Regions from separate parts of the Homo sapiens genome. Here region 2 is linked to region 1. Evidence: read pairs that join two places in POLR2A ChIA-PET (ENCODE). Cell type or tissue: CD4-positive, alpha-beta T cell. All regions are shown on one strand. Each heading gives the region's core, and the rest is flanking DNA. Links, peaks and the distances in the headings are about the cores only. Region 1 overlaps ATM (ATM serine/threonine kinase). Region 2 overlaps NPAT (nuclear protein, coactivator of histone transcription).

Region 1 (4,384 bases), core at 385-4,384:
GCAAATTTTACTAATAGATAGAGAAAAAATACAAGTTACAATCTCAAAGGCAAATTCAGAAAGTATTTTTAAAAACACCAGATATAAATGTTAAGCATAACATTGTCTGCAAACATATCCCTTTTTTCACCAAGCAGAGGAAGTAAAGAGCATAGGTTTAAAAACCTTTAACATCTGGTATAGGTAAGCAGTTACGCATCCTTTTGCCCTCTTGAGGGAGATAAGGAATGTTTGTGCCAGTGAGTCATTTTCAGTCACAGCAATACAATCTAAGTCTCTTGAGTCAATCAACTAAACTCAGGTTTAGATTTATTTTTGTTTTCAATTATCATTAGTTTTTAAAGCTAACAAATAGTCAAATCATAGTTGATGTACAGAAATGGGTAACATCTTTAAGAACTTATTTCATATAAATTTTATATTCTTAATTTCCCAGCATAACCATTCAGTTTTTCTCATTGGCACTTGTCACATATTATACTATACAGCATTAAAAAATAGTAAGCTTGGTCTAATGTTATATAACATAGATTACAATCACTGAATTAAAACAACCTCTTCCCTGGCTAACAGTTGCAATTTTTTTGGACCAATTTAGTTTACAATTATTAAGATGCAGCTACTACCCAGCTAAAATTATCATCTTTGTAATTAAAGCTATAGCTTAAAATGATAAAGAGCATTATTAGATAACATACCATTCTGGCACGCTTTGGAAAAAATTCATTGCAGCTTTACAGTTTTTCATAGTGAGACTCACAAGAATTTTCTCCAGTACAAGATGAGGAAAATTACTACAAAGAAAAACAAAAAGCTTCACTTAGAAGACCAAAAGCCATGTAAAGAATACTTTAAACTTTAACATCCATGTTTAGCTATAAATCTTGACTTCTAAAATTTGGATCCTAGATTAAAATTGCTTTCATCTATACTAAATTTCTTAATATCTAAAAGGACAATTTAAGGAGGACAACCATTGTTATTATCATTTCCAATACTGTTTAGAAACAGCATGTTTAACATTATTTCTGAAATAAATAAAAGGTTGTAAAATTAAAGCAAAAGTACTTTAATTGGATCCATTCGGAGGTCTGCTCTCCAATCATTTGGTTCCAATTACCAATCTGTGGAAAGGTTAAGTGGACGAGGGACTCCATTCCTTTATCCTAGTGCTTACATCCTGTTTTGTCTTCCTCGTTTCCTCACCTCATTCATAAAACATCTTTTACCCAAAAGACACTCCCATTATGAGAAAGGATCCAGGATCTACATGACTCAAATATATGGACTTACTTATTTAAAAAATCAGAAAGGAACACATAAATGCTCAAAGAATTATATGTGCATTTTTCATGCACATCCCCCATATTCTCACAGTGAGACAACCCTTTATTTCAGAAGCAATCAGGCATAAAGACACAGATAACTGTAAAAACAAACATAATATTTAATAATTAAGGTTAGATCTGGGAAATTCTGCATTATTATTATAAAATAAAGCCATCTGGCATCAAATAAGTGGAGAGAGCCTGATAAAACAAACAAAAAAAACAGCAGCATGCTAATGAACTTAAATTACCTGTGAAGAATTGGAGGCACTTCTGTGCTATTTTCTAAGTCACCCTCTAACTGATAGAATAAGAGCCATTTCATTATTGATTCCTTTAAAGAAAAGCTTCTATTTACTTCACACATATTTTGCTCTATTCCCATTTTTACCGTTCCTGGAACTATACTGGTGGTCAGTGCCAAAGTCAAACAGCATACTGCAGGACTATAACAAAACAAAGGACAATTGTGAAAAGCAAGCTATTGGAGGGGCAAAGACTTTATCTATCAGGACAGTGCCTGGCACATACATTTAGTTAAGGTGACTAAATGAACATAAAAACTGTTAAAAGTCTGATTACATTTGGGAAGATTCTTGATTAAAAAATAGCTCGTTTATTAACAGTGCATAGTACTACAATTTAAACATGGCTATTTAATAAATAATGATAAATTGCACATAAAAGAAATTTAAACTCTTCATAATTCTTTAAAGAAAGTCTTTTGGATACACGTATACAATTAGAAGGAATAAGACCTGGTGTCCGATACATCAGTAGGGTGACTACGGTTAACATTAATCTATTGTACATTTCCAAACAGCAAGAAGAGAATAATTCAAACGTTCCTAGCATGAAGAAAAGATACGTAGGGTGCTGATATCCCATCACCCTACATGAGTGTGTCATATGAGTGTGTCAAATTATCACATGTACCTTGATAATATATAACTCTATTATAGATCAATTAAAAATTTTTTAACTAAAAAAGAAATTCCTTAACATTAGTCTTTAATAATTTGTCAACATTTGAAACTAAATTCACTTATGCATTTATTAAGTCTTCTCGGCCAAACAAGAAAAGCATCTGAAATAGAATTTGACATCTTTAACTGAAGTAACAAACTATGAAAATGATCAGGGATATGTGAGTGTGTGTGTGTCTGTGTGTGTTTATCTGTAAGTCAGACATAATGCATGCTGAACTTACCATGAAGGTCTGCAGGCTGACCCAGTAAATAACTTCCAGAATTCTCTGTCAACCTCAACTAAACTACCCTGAATTATGGCTCCAAGTAAGCCAAAGTTTTCAGCTTGTATTTGCTCAGAACTTATACCACGAAAGGTAATACACCAAATTTTATTCCAGAGTTTTAATAAATCTGACTTTTGTGAGCTTTCTAGGTTTGACCTCTTGTCTTGACACAATGCAACTTCCGTAAGGCATCGTAACACATATGGTGTACGTTCCCCATGTCGCTGTTGGGGTAGAAGCTGAGATAGTATCATCAGTAATGGAGACAGCTCACAGTTAGGTAAACTTGCAGGATACTTTGATATTAATTGGGTTGCAATCTGTAGCCTAAAAAAAAAAAAAAAGGATAATTTGAAAACTATTCCATCACATTAACAAACTAAAAGGAAATATATAGACATGGTACTCTTACAATATCCTAATTAGAGAATCACCATCATTTCCATAGTACTCTAAAAATAAACTGGCTGTTAATAGTTACTATGTCCTACTTCCTAAATTGGCAGGAAAATTGTCAACGTTTGGCTAGCTGGGTAAGCTGTTAAGTTTCCCTTAAACAAATATTTTAAAGGATATTAAATTAGCAATATTTGGGCCAGGTGGTTTCCCAGCACTTTGGGAGGCCAAGGCAGGCAGATCACGAGGTTAGGAGTTTGAGACCAGCCTGGCCAACATGGTGAAACCCAGTCTCTACTAAAAATACAAAAATTAGCCGGGCATGGTGGCACATGCCTGGAATCCCAGCTACTCAGGACGCTGAGGCAGGATAACTGCTTGAACCTGGGAGGTGGAGGTTGTAGTGAGCCAAGATTGTGCCACTGCACTCCAGCCTGGGTGACAGAGTGAGCCTCCGTCTCAGAAAATATATATATATATATATATATATTTAGCAATATTTTATTTCTGAGTTATCTTGTACATCCTTGCTCTTTAGTCACCAAACGATTCCTCTAAAACAGGAAAACAAAGAAACCCAAAAAACTGTTTTTCCTTTACATTAATTCAGTTAATCCAATAAACATTTGCTGTGTATTCTCTAGAATGTGTGATACTTAAGAATAGGAGTCTTATGTTATTCATCTCTGTATATCTAACGCTTAGCCCATAACAGGTGTTCAATAAATTACTCTTGACTAAAAGGACAAATTAAGAATCTTAAATAGCTACTCTTAACTATATAAAAATGAGCTTAAGCAATAGGTATCTAAATCAATATGCTTTTCCCCAGAAGTCACTTACACTTAAACATTCCATCAACATGGTAATCAAAAGAGCACTGATCACGAGTTTGACTATAATCTATAAATCTCTGTCCCTACAGAAGTTGCTTAACCTCTCTGGGTTTCAGTTTCTTTTCAGTAAAGCAAACAGGCTGAACTAGATAAATTCTAAACATCCTTACCAGATCTAATATTTTGGGATTCCAAAGTATCCATAATTTATTTGATTACTTAAATATATGTGAACGTTACATGAGAATAAAGAAGATAGAAAATAAGAGAAAATAACTTTTTATCATGGCATAAGGTCAAAATTATTCTGTGATTTCTTAAGATTATCTTTAACTTCTTCCTAATTCTATTAGAAGGTGCTACGTATGCTAAAATCTATTGTTGAAGCGTACAATTCAGTGAATTCCATGAGGTGCACACTTCTAATTGCCTATCAGAGAGCCAGTCCTCCTTCTTAACTTGCTATGACAATATGATTAAAATAGGTGGCCCTGCACTTGGCCCAAGCAAATGAGCCATTAATGATTGATCTCATTTGTCATGGCAATCACATATCCCTTTGCTAGTAA
Region 2 (16,216 bases), core at 4,801-8,800, 51 kb after region 1:
GAGAGCTGGACACTCATCAGGATGACCTGCCTGCACAGAAAGGCACTGCAGAAAGGAGCTTCCCACTGTGGGTATCCTCTCCACTGAGAGCTGGATACTCGTGGGGACGACCTGCCTACGGAAAGGAGCTACCCACTGCAGGTCTCCTGAGGGCTGTTCTGTCACTCAGTGAAGCTCCTCTCCGCCTTGAGCACCTTCCAGTTGACCGTGAACCTCATTCTTCCTGGACGCAGGATAATAACATGGGACCCACTGAAAGGCGGGACTGAAAGATCTGTAAAACAGGGCTGAAACATGCCCCCTTGCTCACCACGTTGCAGACAATGAGAAGGAAAGAAGAGCTGAGGCCCTTTGGGGAGCCCAGACCTAAGAGCTCCCCAAACCAGGGTTGTGACACCCTCTTTGGGGCTCTGGGATTCTTGATGTCTCCAAGCTTCAGGGTGCCACTACGTTCCCCAGTACCCACAGTGGAAGCCACTGTGGTATGTCTGATCCAGATGCAACCTCACAGGGAGCCAGTGCCTGGATATGCCCGCCCTACTGCATCCAACATGCCTGACTATGCTCGGTGGCTGAGCTCACTCATACACCCCTCACTGCTTCATGCCTGGCTCACCACCAGCAGGCATGGGATTAGGCCCAGTAGCATGAGCCAAACACAGCCTGCTTGGCCAAGTGGGCGGAACAAACCCAGCAGGCCCTAGCAAAACTCAGGCAAAGGCACCACCAGCCACAGAGGTTTCGAACTGGAAAAGCGACACCCTAAGGATCCTGTGACAACAGCATATAGTTGGATCATGTTTTTAAGGTCATATAAATTACACCTTCATACATTATATGCCCATATTGTTGTGTACAGTTATCTTTTTAAGCAGAGTTGGGGAAGAAAGTTTACGTACAACAAACACTTATACTATTTTATTTTTATTTATTTATTTATGTATTTTTGAGACAGGGTCTCGCTCTGTCACCCAGGCTGGAATGCCTTGGCATGATCTCGCCTCACTGCAGCCTCTGCCTCCCCAGTTCAAGAGATTCTCATGTCTCAGCTTCCCAAGTAGCTGAGATTACAGGCGAGTCCCACCACACCTAGCTAATTTTTTTGTATTTTTAGTAGAGATGGGGTTTTGCTGTGTTGGCCAGGTTGGTCTCAAACTCCTGGCCTCAAGTGATCCACCCGTCTAAACCTCTCAAAGTGCTGGGATTACAGGCATGAGCCACTGCACCTAACCTATACTGCTTTATATTATGTTGTTATCAAGTTACTCTCCAGTATCATCTCATTTTAGCCTGAAGGAGTCCCCCTTTAGTATTTCTTACAGGGAAAATCTGCTAGCAACTAATTCTTTTAGTTGTTTATTTGATAACATACAATTTTTAAAGTTTTAGTTTGGAGTCTTGTTAGATATAGAATTCTTCCTTGAGGCTGGCTGTGGTGGCTTACTCCTGTAATCCCAGCACTTTGTGGGGGCCAAGGTGGGAGGATCGCTTGAGGCTAGGAGTTCAAGACCTATCTAGGCAACATATAGTGAGACACCATCTCTATTAAAAATTTTTTCATTTAATTAGCCAGGCATAGTTGTGAGTTCCTGTCATCCCAGCTACCTGGGAGACTGAGGTGGGAGGATCGATTGAGCCCCAGCATTCAAAGCTACAGTGAGCTATAATGGTTCCTCTGCTCTTCAGCCTGGGCAACAGAGTGAAACGCTGTCTCAAAAAGAAAAGAAAATTCTTGGTTGACCTTTTTTTGCTATCAGTTTTTTATCTTTTTTCTTCAACAATCAAAGTAAATATCAAGTCTTTGAATATCATCTCACTACTTCTGGTTTCTGGTGAGAAATCAGCTGTCAGTCTTACTGAGAAACCCTTGTATGTGATGAGTTGTTTCTCACTGCTTTCACGATTTTGTTTGTCTTTGTATTTTCAGTTTGATTATGGTCTGTCTAGGTATGGATCTCTTTTAGTTTATCCTACTTAGAGACTGTTGAGCTACCTTCATGTGTAGATTAAGTTTTTTCTCAAATTTGCACGTTTCTAGACATTATTTCTTCAAATATTCTTTCTGGCATTTCTGTCGTTCTAGGATTTCCATTATGCTTTTGTTGGTAAAATTGATGGCATCCCTTAGGTCTCTGAGACTCTGTTCACTTTTCATCATTCTGGATTTGTTTCCATTCCTCAGATCAAAGGACTGTTACAACTCTGTCTCCTTCGTGCCATCCACAAGGCAGCGAATGATAGGGGGATGTGTTTCAGCTCATTTGTGTTAACAGCTCATTCAGGCCCACTGCCCCACTCTGGCTTGCGGCTCCTGGGCCTGCTTGGCCCTGCCACTGCTTCCTGTCATGTGGGGCGGCTGTCCGCTCCTGGCAGAAGGCAGGAGGGCTACAATGTTATAGCCCCTTTCCCACCGGCAGGTTCTGCAGGTTCGGCAGGTTCGGCAGGTTCCAGGGTTTTGTCCCGCATCTGAGAAGAATGAGATTACATGGACATGAGAGACTGAGCAAGGTGGAAAAGGATTTTTATTGAGCAACAGAACAGCTCTCAACATGAGAGGGTACCCAAAGTGGATAACCCTCTGTGTGATAGGGGTCCCAAAGGTAGGTAACCCCACGTGTTGCTGAGTCCAGGGTTTTTATGGGCTCAGAATGTGGGAGTGCATGTTGAGTGGTCTGTGGGCGGGCATTGGATTGGCCTTAGGCATCGAGGAAGTTTTCATTCTAGTTGTGGACTCTGTCCGGAACTGGCATGCAGTTTTCAGGCTTCAGGCCACCTTTGACTTGAATGTTGGGTTTCACCATGGACCCACCCCTGTCTGCCTGGGAATTTGTCTCTTGCTGCTATCAATCCTCCCTCTGAAGAAGTACATCTAACTGCCATTAGGATAAGGACAATGACCACAATTGCTGCTTTCTGCTGACGGGGTGCTGTTTTGCAAAAACAGCAGTCTGATCTCTCTCAGAGGCCTAAGAGTTCCCAGTAAAAGGGAGCCATCGTCTGAGGCTCCATTTGCATGACCATATGGAGTTTAATGATCTCTAATTGAGAAGAAACAAATTTTACAAGGAGGTTAAATATACATGGACCAAATATGTGTATTATACAAAGAGGAGCTAGAAGGGAAAAATGTAGTCCCAAAGATAACAGAAATAAGGAGCAAAATAGACTAAACATGCTGAAACAATGTTATGGCTAGAGCTGTTTCACCCTAGTGAAAGAAATTAAATCTTGTATGGGGACAGTTAAACTTTAGAAGAAAAATAACTGTTTAGGGGAGTATATAATCCCTTGGGGGTTCAGGATTAAGGGGTCCTTGGCAAAGATGCCTTGTGAGGAACAGAACAAGGGTGAGAAGAGCAAGCCTAGGAGAGACTATAAAGAGGATGTTCATGGTAGGTTAATGACACTTAACCTTTTGTCATTTAGCTTGAGGTCTCTGATTTTTTCACACTGGTACTTCGGGTACTGTTACAGGTCAACAGAGATAATTCCGTCAGTTTTCCCAGGCCTTTACTCGAGTATGATGAATCTAAGAATATTTTCCAGTGACATTTACTGCCATAGGAGTAGAAAGAAGTATGGTATAAGGTCACTCCCAGTGCCGACCTAGAGAGGGAGAGAGGGTAGGAAGTGCCTTTACCCAGTACTATGTCCCCTGGGTTGAATAGAGATGGCCCTAGTTCACAGAATTGGGCCTCTGACAGTTGTTTCAGTTCCTATTGGAAATGGGCCAAAGATGTTATACATGTAATCTAATCAGAGGTTTCTTGGTCTAGCAAGAAATCATTGGTGAGAAAAGGTCGTCTGTACATCATTTCAAAGGGAATTAAACCCAGCTTTGAAGGGGTGTTTCTGACATGTAGTAGGGCTATGGGAAGAAAAGTAATACAGGGCAGATGAGTCTCTCAAGACAGTTTTCTGCGGTACCTTTTGATAATATCATCTGTCTTTTCTCCCTTTCCTGAAGATTGTGGTCTCCTAGCACAATGAAGATAGTATTGTATGCCTACTGCCTTTGAGACCCCCGGGTGACAGCCTCCTTGAAGTAAGGCCCATTATCACTCTGGAGGTGTTTAGGAAGTGCAAAACGAATAATTACATCATTAATTAGTACTTTTATCACCTCAGAGGCTTTCTGTGTCCAACATGGAAATGCTTCTACCCAGTTAGTGAAGATATCTACCCACACTAGGAGGTAGTGGATGCCTCTCGTCTTCTGCATAGGGGTGAAATCTATCTGCCAGTCTTCCCCTGGGTAACCTCCCATTATTTGGGTTCCAGAAGGGAGAAGATGTTGCTTGAGGGGATTATTTCTAAGGCAAGTCTCACAAGCATTAGTGACCTTTTTGACCATTTTTAGCAGATTTTTACCTGAAAACCACATTTGGGCCAATTGATAGGTTTTATGCTTACCTAGGTGGAGGGCTTGCTGAAGGATTTTAAGAACTTTTAAGAACTACCTGGCTGGTAGCTGGTAGATGAAGTTTGCTGTCCTCTGATTGCAGCCATCCCGAGGGCTGAAAGGTGTGTCCCTGAGAGGTGGCCCATTCTATTTCCACAGGAGAATATTGAGGTTTTATTTCTCTTGGAGCCCTCCCAGATCAGAGGGGCCTCAAGTGGATCAGAAATCTGGGGCCCTCTTGCTGCCGACTTAGCTGCTTGGTCTGCCACCTTAGTTCCCTCAGCTATTTCATCTGTTCACTTTTGGTGGCCTTTACAATGTAATATTGCCACTTCCCATGGAAGGAAAACTGAGGATAATGATATCTTAATTTCCTGGTGGTATGAGAGACCTATTAGCTGTGAGGAAGTCCCTTTCTTTCCAGATAGTGGCATGGGCAGGGAGGACTAGGAAAGTATACTTAGAATCAGTATAAATGTTAACTGCTTTCCCTTTGCTTTATTCAAGCACCTTTGTGAGGGCAGTTACCTCAGCTAGTTGATCACTTGTGCCTGAGGAGAGAGGCATGCTATCAATAATATCATTTAGGGTGACTATTGCATACCCTGCTTTATGGATCCCTTATTCCACAAAAGAACTTCCATCTGTAAAGAGAGTCCAGTCTGGGTTCTCTAAGGAGGTTTCTTCAAGGTCCTCTCTGACCGCATAGGTTTGCACTACTATCTGTTCATAGTCATGTTCAAGCTCCCCAGCTTTCTCTGGGAGGAAAGTTGCTGGGTTTAGGGAAGGACAGATTCTTAACTGCAGATCTCTCTAATAGCACAGCTTAATATTTGAGGAGATGGTCATCCACTACCCAGAGCCTCCCCTTAGAGAACAGCAGTCCTGCCACATTATGTGGAGTATAAATGGTTACGTTATACCCCATGGTCACCTTAGTGGCCTCTGGTACTGACAAGGTTACTGCTGTGACTGCCCGGAGGCAGGCTGGCCATCCTTTAGCTACCAAATTCAGCTCCTTGCTTAGGTAACCTACAGGTTTCTGGGCTGGACCTTGGGCCTGAGTTGGAACTCCCTGGGCCATTCCTTTCCTTTCTGATACATAAAGATTGAATGTCTTCCCTATGGGAAGACTAAGGGCTGGTGCCTCAAGCAAGGCTTGTTTCAGTTGGTCAAAGGTCCTTTTAGCCTCTGGTTCCCAAATTAGGGAGTGAGTCTTAGTTGCCTGAGTCTCCTTTATTATGTGATATAAGGGACAAACTATTTCACCATACCCAGGTATCCATAGTCCTGTAATCCCCAAGAATCCTCTCAGTTGCTTGAGGGTTTTGGGGAGAGGAAAAGAGGAGATGGACTTAATTCTTTCTTCACCTAGTTCCCTGGTCCCCTCTGACAAGACTAGACCTAGGTACTTCACTGAAGTCTGACAGAGCTGAGCCTTAGATTTTGAGACCTTATATCCTCTGTTAGCCAGAAAATTAAGACAAGCCTTACTGTCCTCCTGAGACTTCCTCAATTGGAACGCAAAGGAGAATGTCATCTACATATTGTAAAACTTTCACCTGAGGATAAAGGAACTGCCCAAACAGCTGGGGGCTGTCTTAGAATCCCTGCGGTAACACCATCCAGGTTAGCTTTGTGGTCTGGTTGGATGGATCTTTGAATGCAAATAAATACTGGCAGTTGGGGTGTAATGGTATGCAGAAAAAGATGTCTTTTAGGTTCAGGACTGTGAACCATTTAGTTCCCTCAAGTATTTGAGTTAGTAGGGTATAGGGATTGGGAACCACCATATGGATTGGAACCACAGCCTCATTAATGAGGCAGAGGTCTTGGACCAGTCTCCTTCCTTTGTTGGGTTTTTGTACATCCAATATCAGAGTATTACAAGGGCTGTTGCAGGGTTTAAGGAAGCCCTGCATCCTTGAGTTATCAGTGATGGCTTCTAGCCCTTTCCTAACTTCTGGTTTTAGGGGATATTGTCTCTGGTTAGAGAAGGAGGTGGGATCCTTAAGGTGGACCTAGACCAGTATGGCAGTTGTGGCTGCACCAATTTTCCTTTCAGTTGCCCAGACTTCTGGGTTAATTAATATTGGTCTGCACTAGGGTGAGACAAAGAGTCTGTCCTGGAGCCATAAGGATGATGGGTCCCGTACCAGCTAAAATAGCCCTGCCTAGCAGAGGAGTTGGGCTTTCAGGCATGATTTAAAAGGCATGGGTAAACAAAAGGTCCCCTCAACTATAACTAAGGGGTTGGGAAAAATATCAGATTAAAGGCTTTCCTGAGACATCCCTCACAGTCACACTAAGAAAGGAAGGGGAGGCCTGGCCTAATAAGTTGCCTCCCAAGAGGGAAAAAAATCAGTCTCTTACATAGCAAAGCTCCCTGTAGTCATAGGACTGTGCTGACTCCTGACATGATTGCGGGGGCGGAAACAACTTAAACGCAGGTAGGGGAAGTTGCCTGAGGGAAATAACCTCTTGCCCAATGCAAATGGATTCCTTCAACAGGGGAAAGAAAACTCTCAGTCATTGCATCCTTCTTGCTTCTAAGAACAGACAAAAACCAAGTTGTTCTGAATTACACTGCTGATGACTAAGCAAAATGCTCATTCCACTCAATAATATTATCACTGTGGTTTGCAGCAACACCCTTAACGTTGTGTATGAAGAAGAGATAGGAGCCAGGAAGAGAGAAAGAAAATGCTATAGGAAAGACTGGAGGTCTTGACTGACACCCGAACGGGCTGTTGGGGATTGGGGCCAGTCCAGGAGCCTTCAGGTAACACTGAGGTGTAGCCTCAGCCAGATGCCTTCAGTTGCCCGAGGACCTTATTCCGATCCTATGCATTGGCTAGACCTCTGTGAAGGGAGACTGGATTGAAACAAAGCCAACATTCCCAGTACCCGAGGGTGATGGCAGAGGCTTGACAAAATCTTCCCCAGCAAGCCTGTCCTTTGCAGCTGTGCCATTCGCTCTTAACTGGCTGACAGAGGCCCAGTGCTTCATCCGTTTTTGGAAAAAAAATGTGAAGGCAAGAAGCCTCAGAAATGAAAGTGTAAGAGGTCCACTCTTACCCTTGCACAGATCCCAGACAAGCCTCCAGAAATGACACAGGATCCATTCAGTGCCGCTATGCTGTCCAGCATCTCTGTGGCCTGTGGCGCGCCTGCCTGGGCCTCGCTCGCCTCTAGGCTCATTGCTGGGCCCTCTCTGCCCACTTGACCCAGCAGACTGCTTCTGGCCCGGATTCCATGCCCACTGCAGCTCTGCATTAAGCCCCGCAGCTGGTCCAGTTGTGCCATGATTGTCTTCCACCTTGGGAGCCGGCGTCTGGGTGAGGGTGACACAGCAGCGCCCAAAAACTTGGAGATACCAGCAACCACAGAGCCCCAGCTGTTGCCCAGGGAGTTCTGAGGTCTGAGCCCCCAAGGACCGTTACAACTCTGTCTCCTTCCCACCGCCCACAGCATGGCAAACGGAGGTGGCAGGGGAGCGCATGTTTCAGCTCGTTTGTGTTACAGCTCATTCCGTCCCTCTACCCTGCTTCAGTCTGCTTCAGTCCTGGGCTGGCCCAGCCCCACTCCTGCTTCCTGTTGGGTAGCTGCCCAGTGCCAGCGGAGGGCTGAAGGGCTACAATGTTAAGAGTTCCTTTCACACCCACCATTCAGCAGGTTCTGAGATCTTGTCCTGCGTTTAAGAAGAATGAGGTTATGTGGACACTGGGGAGTGAGCAAGGTGGAAGAGGGTTTTCTTGAGCAACAAAACAGCTCTCGACACGAGAGGGGACCCAACGTGAGTAGAGCTCCATGTGAGAGGGGATTCCAAAGGCAGGTAGTCCCCATGTGTGGTTGAGTCTGAGGTTTTCATGGGCTCAGAATGGAGGTTTTTATGGGCTCAGAGTGCAGGCTGATTGGTCCATGGGTGAACCTGGAAAAAGCACCATTTGATTGGCTAAAAGACATCTAGGAAGTTCTCACTCTGGTCATGGGCTCTACACAGAACTGGCAGTCCAGTTTTCAGGCTTCAGACTGTCTTTGGCTTGAAAGTTGTCGGGTTTCACCGGGTACCCTACCCGTCTGCTTGGGAGTTTGTCTCCTGCTCTTATCAACTGTATTTCTTTATTCATATTTTCTATGTTGTGAGAGATTATTCTCATAATTTTCTAGACGTGGATTCCTTTAGTTTTTCCAACTTATTTAAAATTGCTTATTTAAAGTCTCAAGTCTAATGTCTGGATTTCCCTAGGCAGATTTTTGGTTTTTTGACTCTGTATGATCCATACTTCCTTATTTCTCTGCATATCTCATAATATTTTGTGGAAAATAGGATGTTTTAAATAATATAATGTGACAACTCTTGAGATTAGATTTTTCTTCTTCCATGTTTGTTGTTGTCTTAGCTGTTGCTGTTTGTCTAGTGAGTTTGCTGAACTAATTTTATGCAGTCTATATTCTGTGAAGAGTTGATACTCTGATTGGATGATGATTTCCTTAACTACTGGGAGCAAATTAATATCCCATTGTTTGCCAAGGGGGTCTGTGTGTGCTTTGGGGCATGCTTTAGTTCAGCCAAGCAGTTGACCCACTCTGCCTTAGCCTTCCTTCACTAGTTAAGGTTGATGTTCTTGTTGGAATTGATAATGCTTTGATTCCCAAAGGGCATAAATTAAGAATTAAGGGAGTTCCTGTCTCAACTTTCATGCAGAGTAGGTCTTCTGTTCATTCTTTTTATAAATCATTTGGCAAATAAATGAAGTATACAAATACATAGCAGTGTTGTGAGAACATAGTTTTCTGATAACGCAGTAAGTGAATTTATACCATCAACTGACTTGGTCTTTATGGAAGTTATGCAGTAGAGGGACATAGTTATTTATCATTAATTTATTGGTTCTCCTGTAAGTACTGTGAAGTAATTATACTTTGTTAAACACTTTATTTTACTAGTTTAGCTAGAATTGTTTCTTGTGAAAGGGCCACCTGTTCTATGAACTGTACTTTGTATTGCAGCACAACCTGGTGTTTCTGTTCAAGGCTGCCAAACACTAGAGCATTCCACCTAAGGTTTCAATTGTGACATCAGTACATGCTACAGCATTTTCAATAGCAGTTTTAACCAAAAGTACAGAATTTAGTATAAGTACCTAAACTTTTATTTTTTATTTAGGTTACTTACAGCAAGAAAACCTCATTTCTACCTGCCAGACTTTTATTTTGGAAAGTTCAGATTTAAAAGAATATGCAGAACATTGTACAGATGAAGGGTTTATTCCAGCCTGCTTACTGGTGAGTTATTTGTTCCTTAAGGGAAATATTTCATCAACACAAGAGACTAAAAACATAGTCATAAAATCAGCTTATCAGAAAAAAAAAATTGAAATTGGCAGAAATTTGGTGGTTTATATTCATGCATGACTGGTAAGACCCAAAGAAGACCAGCTTTTCTTTTTACAAATTTATGCCAAAACTATTAAATGAATTACAACTTTGACTCCGAGAGTTAGTTTCAAAATGACACCCTCGTTTCTGATTAGTTTCGCTGCTGCTGTCTCCAAGCCTTTTTTTTTCTTCCTGACCTGTATCTGGCTGCTCCTTTTAGACAAATATAAAACAGATATTTTGATATATTATTGTCATCTCTTTTGTTAAATATCACTAGACCAACAAACCATCATTTGGTACATAGTGGATACCTTCCAGAACTACATCATTTCACATGGTGTTTGCCATTTTATTTTAATCATGGCTCCTTAAAGGCTATCACAGATAACATGAATGTCTGCTTAGGAAACTGAAAATGATGCAAAACTAAAGTTAAGCAGGGTCATAGAATACAGAATATACACAAATCCATTATATTCCGTATGCCTGCAATGAACAATTGGATTTTGAAAATACCCGTTTATAATAGCAACAAACAAACAAACAAAATGCTTAGAGATAATCTAACAAAATATGTGTGAAATCCAAATGCTCAAAATTGCCTGAGATCTAAGGCCTGAATAAAAGGAGAATTGTATTGTGTGTACAAATTGAGAGACTCAATATTGTTAAGGTGTTAGTTCCTCCCAATTTAATTATAGATTTTTCACAGTCAAAATGCCTGCAAGCATTTTTATAGATAACACAAAGCTGAATTCTAAGTTTTAAATGGAAAAGAAACTAGAATAGCCTAAACAGTTTCTGAAAAAGAACAACTTGGAGGACTCACATTACCAGACTTCAAGACTTACTAAAAAACTATGATAATCGAGATGAAGGGGCATTTTTGATAGTTTAGGCATGTGGAACCACATACAAGTCCATGTAGAGACCCACACATCTGATTTTGACAAAGGATTAAAGACAATTCATTGCAGAAAGGATGGTCTTATCAACAAATGTTGCTGGAACACTCAGACATCCATATGTAGAAAAAGAACCTCTACAAATACCTCATACCTTATGCAAAAATTAACCAAAATGGATCAGAATGTAAAACACAGGACCGTAAGACTTCTAAATGAAAACATAAGAAAAAAATTGTGCAAAGTTGGATTTGACAGTGAGTTTTATATATGACACCAAAAGCATGGGCTATAAAGGCAAAAATTAGGCAAATTCAACTTTATAAAAAATTAAAAACTTGCTCTACAAGAGGCACGTTAGAAGAAATAGGCTGGGCCAGACCCAATGGCTCATGCCTATAATCCCAGCACTTTGGGAGGCCCAGGCAAGAGGATTGCTTGAACTCAGGAGTTCTGTACCAGCCTGGGCAACATAGTGAGACCTCATCTCTAGAAAACAATTTTTAAAAATTAGCCAGGTATAGTGGTGCACTTAGTCCCAGCTGCTTGGGAGGATGAGGCTGGAGGATTGCATGAGCCCAGGAGGTCAGGGCTGTTGTGAGCCACAACTGCACGGCTGCACTTCAGCCTGGGTGACAGAGTAAAACCCTGTCCCAAAAAAAAAAGGCTGGGTGAAAATATTTATATCTTACATGTCTGATAAAGGGTTTGTACCCAGAACATATGTATAGAATTCTTAAAACTTAACAACAAAAACCAAACAATTTTTTAAGTGGATAAGAGATCTGAAGATACTTTACCAAAGAAAATATACAGATGGCAATAAGCATATGAAAAGATCTTCCATATCATTAGTCATTAAGAAAATGCAAATTAATACCCCAGTGAGATACTAATTCCTGTTAGAATGGCTAAAATAAGAAAACAGGTTTAAAAACTGGCAAGTCCTTCACCACAAATATGCAGAGCAGCAGGAACTCTTGTTTCTTACTGGTAAGAATTAAAAGTCATACAGTGGCTTTTGAAAACAGTTTGACATGATTATGACATGATTATATGATTATGCATGTACTCCTCATGTGAACCAACACTCACATTACCCAAATCAATTGGAAAACTTGTTCTCACAGAAAAACCTAGACACTGGTGTTTGCTTATAGTGGCTAAAAACTGAAAACAGGCTAAGTGTGGTGGCTCACACCTGTAATCCCAGCACTTTGGGAGGCCAAGGCGAGTGGATAGCGAGGTCAAGAGTTCAAGACCATCCTGGCCAAGATAGTGAAACCCCATCTCTACTAAAAATACAAAAATTAGCTGGGCATGATGGCGTGCGCCTGTAGTCCCAGCTACTCGGGAGGCTGAGACAGGAGAATCGCTTGAACCCAGGAGACAGAGGTTTTGGTGAGCCGAGATTGTGCCACTGCACTCCAGCCTGGGCAACAGAGCAAGACTCCATCTCAAAAAAAAAAAAAAAATACTGAAAACAGGCCAGGCGTGATGGCTCACACCTTTAATCCCAGCACTGTGGGAGGCTGAGGTAGGAACATGGCTTGAAGCCAGGAGTTCGAGGCTATAGTAAGCTGTGAGCAGCCACTGTACTCCAGCCTGTGTGACAGAGCAAGACCCTGTCTCTAAAAAATAAAAATAAATTTTAAAAACTGGTGACAACGAAGATGTCTTTCAAAAATTGACAAACTCTGATGTGTTCATAACAGCAATACTCCACTACTCAGCAATAGAAAGCAACATGCTATTGATTCACACAATAACGTGGATGAATATTAAATAAATCCTTCTGATTTCTTCTAAATTAACAATTCTGAACAAATAACAAATTGTAGATAGTGGGAGCCAGATTTCTCACTGTGTGAGGAAGAAGATACAAATAAACATAATAATGAAACCAGTGGTGTTGGGTTATAGTCTGAGATATTGGTATGACACTGTAGTTATTTTAATATATATATATACAGCTAGATGATACAAATGCTTGTGTATATGCATTTGTACATGTATGTATAGCTGTCTGCTGAGAGGGTCTGGAAGCAGTGATACCCAAGTAGCTATAATGTCCTAGTCAAACAGGCAAGATTCTTTAGAAGCTTGGATGCAAACCCTAATTTCAGTGGCTATTTTCATTTTCGATTACCTGCTTCTTTACCCTTTCCTCATCGCTACTCTGCAGTCAGATCTTTTATTAAGTTGAATGGTAGAATCTTTTCTTGTGAGAAATTATTGGTAGTATTATACAATTTTGGTAATATTTGATCTTTTTCTTTTCAGTCCTTATTTGGAAAAAACTTGACAACAATTTTAAATGAGTATGTAGCTATGAAAACAAAAGGTAAGAGTTCTGATTTGGAGTTTTTTTGCTGATGTATACAATATTTATCTACTTGATTTAGTTAAAAATGATTTCTAAAGGTTATTAATGTCTCATAAAAGCCTTGAAAAAACTTGTCCCTGTTGTAATGAGATAAATTTTTCTGGGACACATCTAATTTGTTTGTGGGTTTTGGTTTTTTGTTTTGTTTTGTTTTTTTGGTTGTTGTTTTTTGTTTTTTTGGTTTTTTTTGAGACGGAGTTTCAATCTTGTTGCCCAGGCTGGAGTGCAGTGGCGTAATCTCAGCTCACTGCAACCTCCAGCTCCTGGATTCAAGCGATTCTCCTCAGTCAGCCTCCCAAGTAGCTGAGAATACAGGCATGCGCCACCATGCCCGGCTAATTTTGTATTTTTAGTAGAGCCAGGGTTTCTCCATGTTGGTCAGGCTGGTCTCGAACTCCCGACCTCAGGTGATCCACCCACCTCGGCCTCCCAAAGTGCTGGGATTACAGGTGTGAGCCACTGCCCCCAGCCATTTGTTTGTGTTTACATTGAGTGGTACATAAATTGCAACAATCTTTATGTTAGCAAAAATAACCCAAAAACTACCTTTAAAAAATATGTAAAATAAAACTCTTACCTCTGTGTTATCTACACTGATAAACAGACATCACTATGTGTTAAAAAGTTTTAAACTGACATTTTAATTTTAATTCTATGTAGTCTAAGTCTGAACACAGAAGCCAGTCATACACTGGCTTATAGTTACTAGAATATAAAATTCTACTTGCCTAAATTAAGGATGTTTTAGAGGGAAAGTTTTGACTGCTTATTCTCTAATATTGATTATTTTCAATAGCTTACAACATTAACAAAACAATTAGCACTAAAGAATTCGCATAAGATGATAACAAAGGAAAAGAAGCTTGACATTTTTTGACATTGTCTGTGTATAAGCATTGTGCTACGTGCTTTCATATGTTTTTTTTCTCATTTAGTCTTTTCTTTGTTTGTTTTTTTTTTGAGACGGGAGTCTCGCTCTGTTGCCCAGGCTGGAGTGCAATGGCGCGATCTCGGCTCACCGCAACCTCCGTCTCCCGGGTTCAAGCAGTTCTCCTGTCTCAGTCTCCCGAGTAGCTGGGACTATAGGCGCACGCCACCATGCCCAGCTAATATTTGTGTTTTTAGTAGAGACAGGGTTTCACTATGTTGGCCAGGTTGGTCTCAAACTCCTGACCTCATGATCTGCCCACCTCAGCCTCCCAAAGTGCTGGGATTACAGGCGTGAGCCACCATGCCCGGCCTCTCATTTAGTCTTTAGAATAACCCAGTGAGAGAGATTGTTTAAAGCCATTTTTAAATATGAGAAAATTGAGGATTAAATTTCCACACTTATAAGGAATTTGCATAACCTTTATGATAATTATTATAAGACAGATTACTTTAATTCACTTTCATATGTCACATGATATCAGATAGAACAAAGATCAAAAAATTGTTTCTCCTTTTTTTAATAAAATGAAGGTGTAAAATTATTGGCCAAAAAATGCTTCAGAGATTTTACAGATGTCCATTTCTACTCATATTGTATCTGATACTCAGTGGCTTTAGAAGAGAAAGCAACCGCATTATAGCTTTGCAAGCTATTTTACAACATAGATTTATTTCTCATTTTCCAACATACTGTCAATAATTGAGAGACAAGGTTTTTTGTGTGTCTTTGTTCAGAATGAATGATGAAATTTCTTCAGCTGGGTTTATTAAGAACCTTTTCTCCTATGATTTAGAAACATCAAATAATGTCCCAGCAATAATGTCATCTCTATGGAAGAAATTGGACCATACACTTTCTCAGATCAGGTAATAAGCTATTAGAATGTGCCTAATGATTTTGGAATGCAAATACACTTTGGGTTTAAATCTTCTTAAGACCTACACAGTGTACTTATATAACACTCATCCAGTTTTGAAATTACTCTAGAGGTTGCTGGTACTGTGGAGGTTACTGACTGACATAATTTGAAATAAATAGCATACTTTTAATAAAATATTTAGAAAACTAAGATATGTAGTAGTTTAATGACATTTCCAAGTTTCCATAGCAATTTAAAGGCAGATATATTGTTAGAATACAAATCACCTAATCCCAGGCCACTGTGAATTCCCTTAGGCAACTGTCTCTTTATTACATATTCACAGAATTGATGCGTTGAACCCATGCCCACTTGGTTTCTTAACTTGTAAAGAAAAAAGCTTGAAGAATAATGCTAATTCTGAAATCTTCTGTTATCAATTTTATGAAAATCTCATATTTGACTATAGAATTTGTTATGAAAACCATAGTCTCTTAACCTTTCTTTCAGAGCTATAAGTGACTACCCCACCTAACTTCAGCATGGGTTTCATTTTCTTCCTCTGCTTAACCTGCTAAAATGGCTCCAAATGCTTTCTTCTTAACTCTGGACCACATCTTACTTGGTAGTCTTATCTTTATATTTCTCTTTCCTGACTCGAGTTTTGTGGATCTTGTTGGAGACTTACTTGACATATTTTTTATGATAATGGCACCGTGTCTGTGACTTTATCGAATAAAGGGGTGGGCCACTCTAATTCATACTAAAAGAATTAACTTGTACTGTGAATTTTTCCATGTTTGTTGGCATCTTCTTTAGAGGTACAATAAAATAATTTCATAGTCATAAATTTTATAAAAGCTGGATGTCCTCTGACATCAACTTGGGGATTCTGAAGTATTTATATATGGAGTCATGTGAAATCAGAATTTCTCTGTGGGAAGGCATCTCTATAATTGTGAAAGATAATAAAAAATGTATACTTTGTATATTCTTACTCAAAAATGTTAATATGTAGAGTTTCTAAAGTTAAATTATCTTCTGTTCATTTTTTTAAGAGGTAGGGTCTCACTCTGTTACCCAAGCTGGAATGCGGTGGTGTGATCATAGCTCTTGTAGCCTTGAACGCCTGAGCTCAAAAGTTTCTCCCACCTCAGCCTCCCAAGTACCTAGGACTACTGGCACATGCCACCTGGCTAATTTTTATTTCATTTTATAGAGACAGAGTCTTGCTATGTTGCTCAGGCTGTTCATGAACTCTCGGCCTCAAGTGATCCTCTCACCTCAGCCCCCCAGGGTGCTGGGATTGCAGGCATGAACCACCATACCCAGCCCAGATTGCATTCTT

Evidence for each region. Peaks named below come from ENCODE experiments on the same cell type or tissue, not always from the same donor. Only the 100,000 strongest peaks of a DNase experiment are listed, where the experiment ranks them.
Region 2: POLR2A ChIA-PET joins it to region 1 with 5 read pairs; 3 of 35 experiments call an interaction of 5 or more read pairs at or near these places.

What each region holds. Positions count from the first base shown.
Region 1 is chr11:108,249,227-108,253,610 of GRCh38, reverse strand. ATM (ATM serine/threonine kinase) reads right to left here. Exons shown (of 63, transcript NM_000051.4): 10 at 2,539-2,910; 11 at 1,580-1,774; 12 at 699-794. Among named protein-coding and RNA genes, the nearest start is that of ATM, 28 kb to the right of the region's middle. In CD4-positive, alpha-beta T cell, for the core only: no CTCF peak of the experiment used is centred there; no DNase peak of the experiment used is centred there.
Region 2 is chr11:108,190,777-108,206,992 of GRCh38, reverse strand. NPAT (nuclear protein, coactivator of histone transcription) reads left to right here. Exons shown (of 18, transcript NM_002519.3): 2 at 9,573-9,691; 3 at 12,976-13,036; 4 at 14,803-14,875. Among named protein-coding and RNA genes, the nearest start is that of NPAT, 24 kb to the left of the region's middle. In CD4-positive, alpha-beta T cell, for the core only: no CTCF peak of the experiment used is centred there; a DNase peak (open chromatin) is centred at 6,842.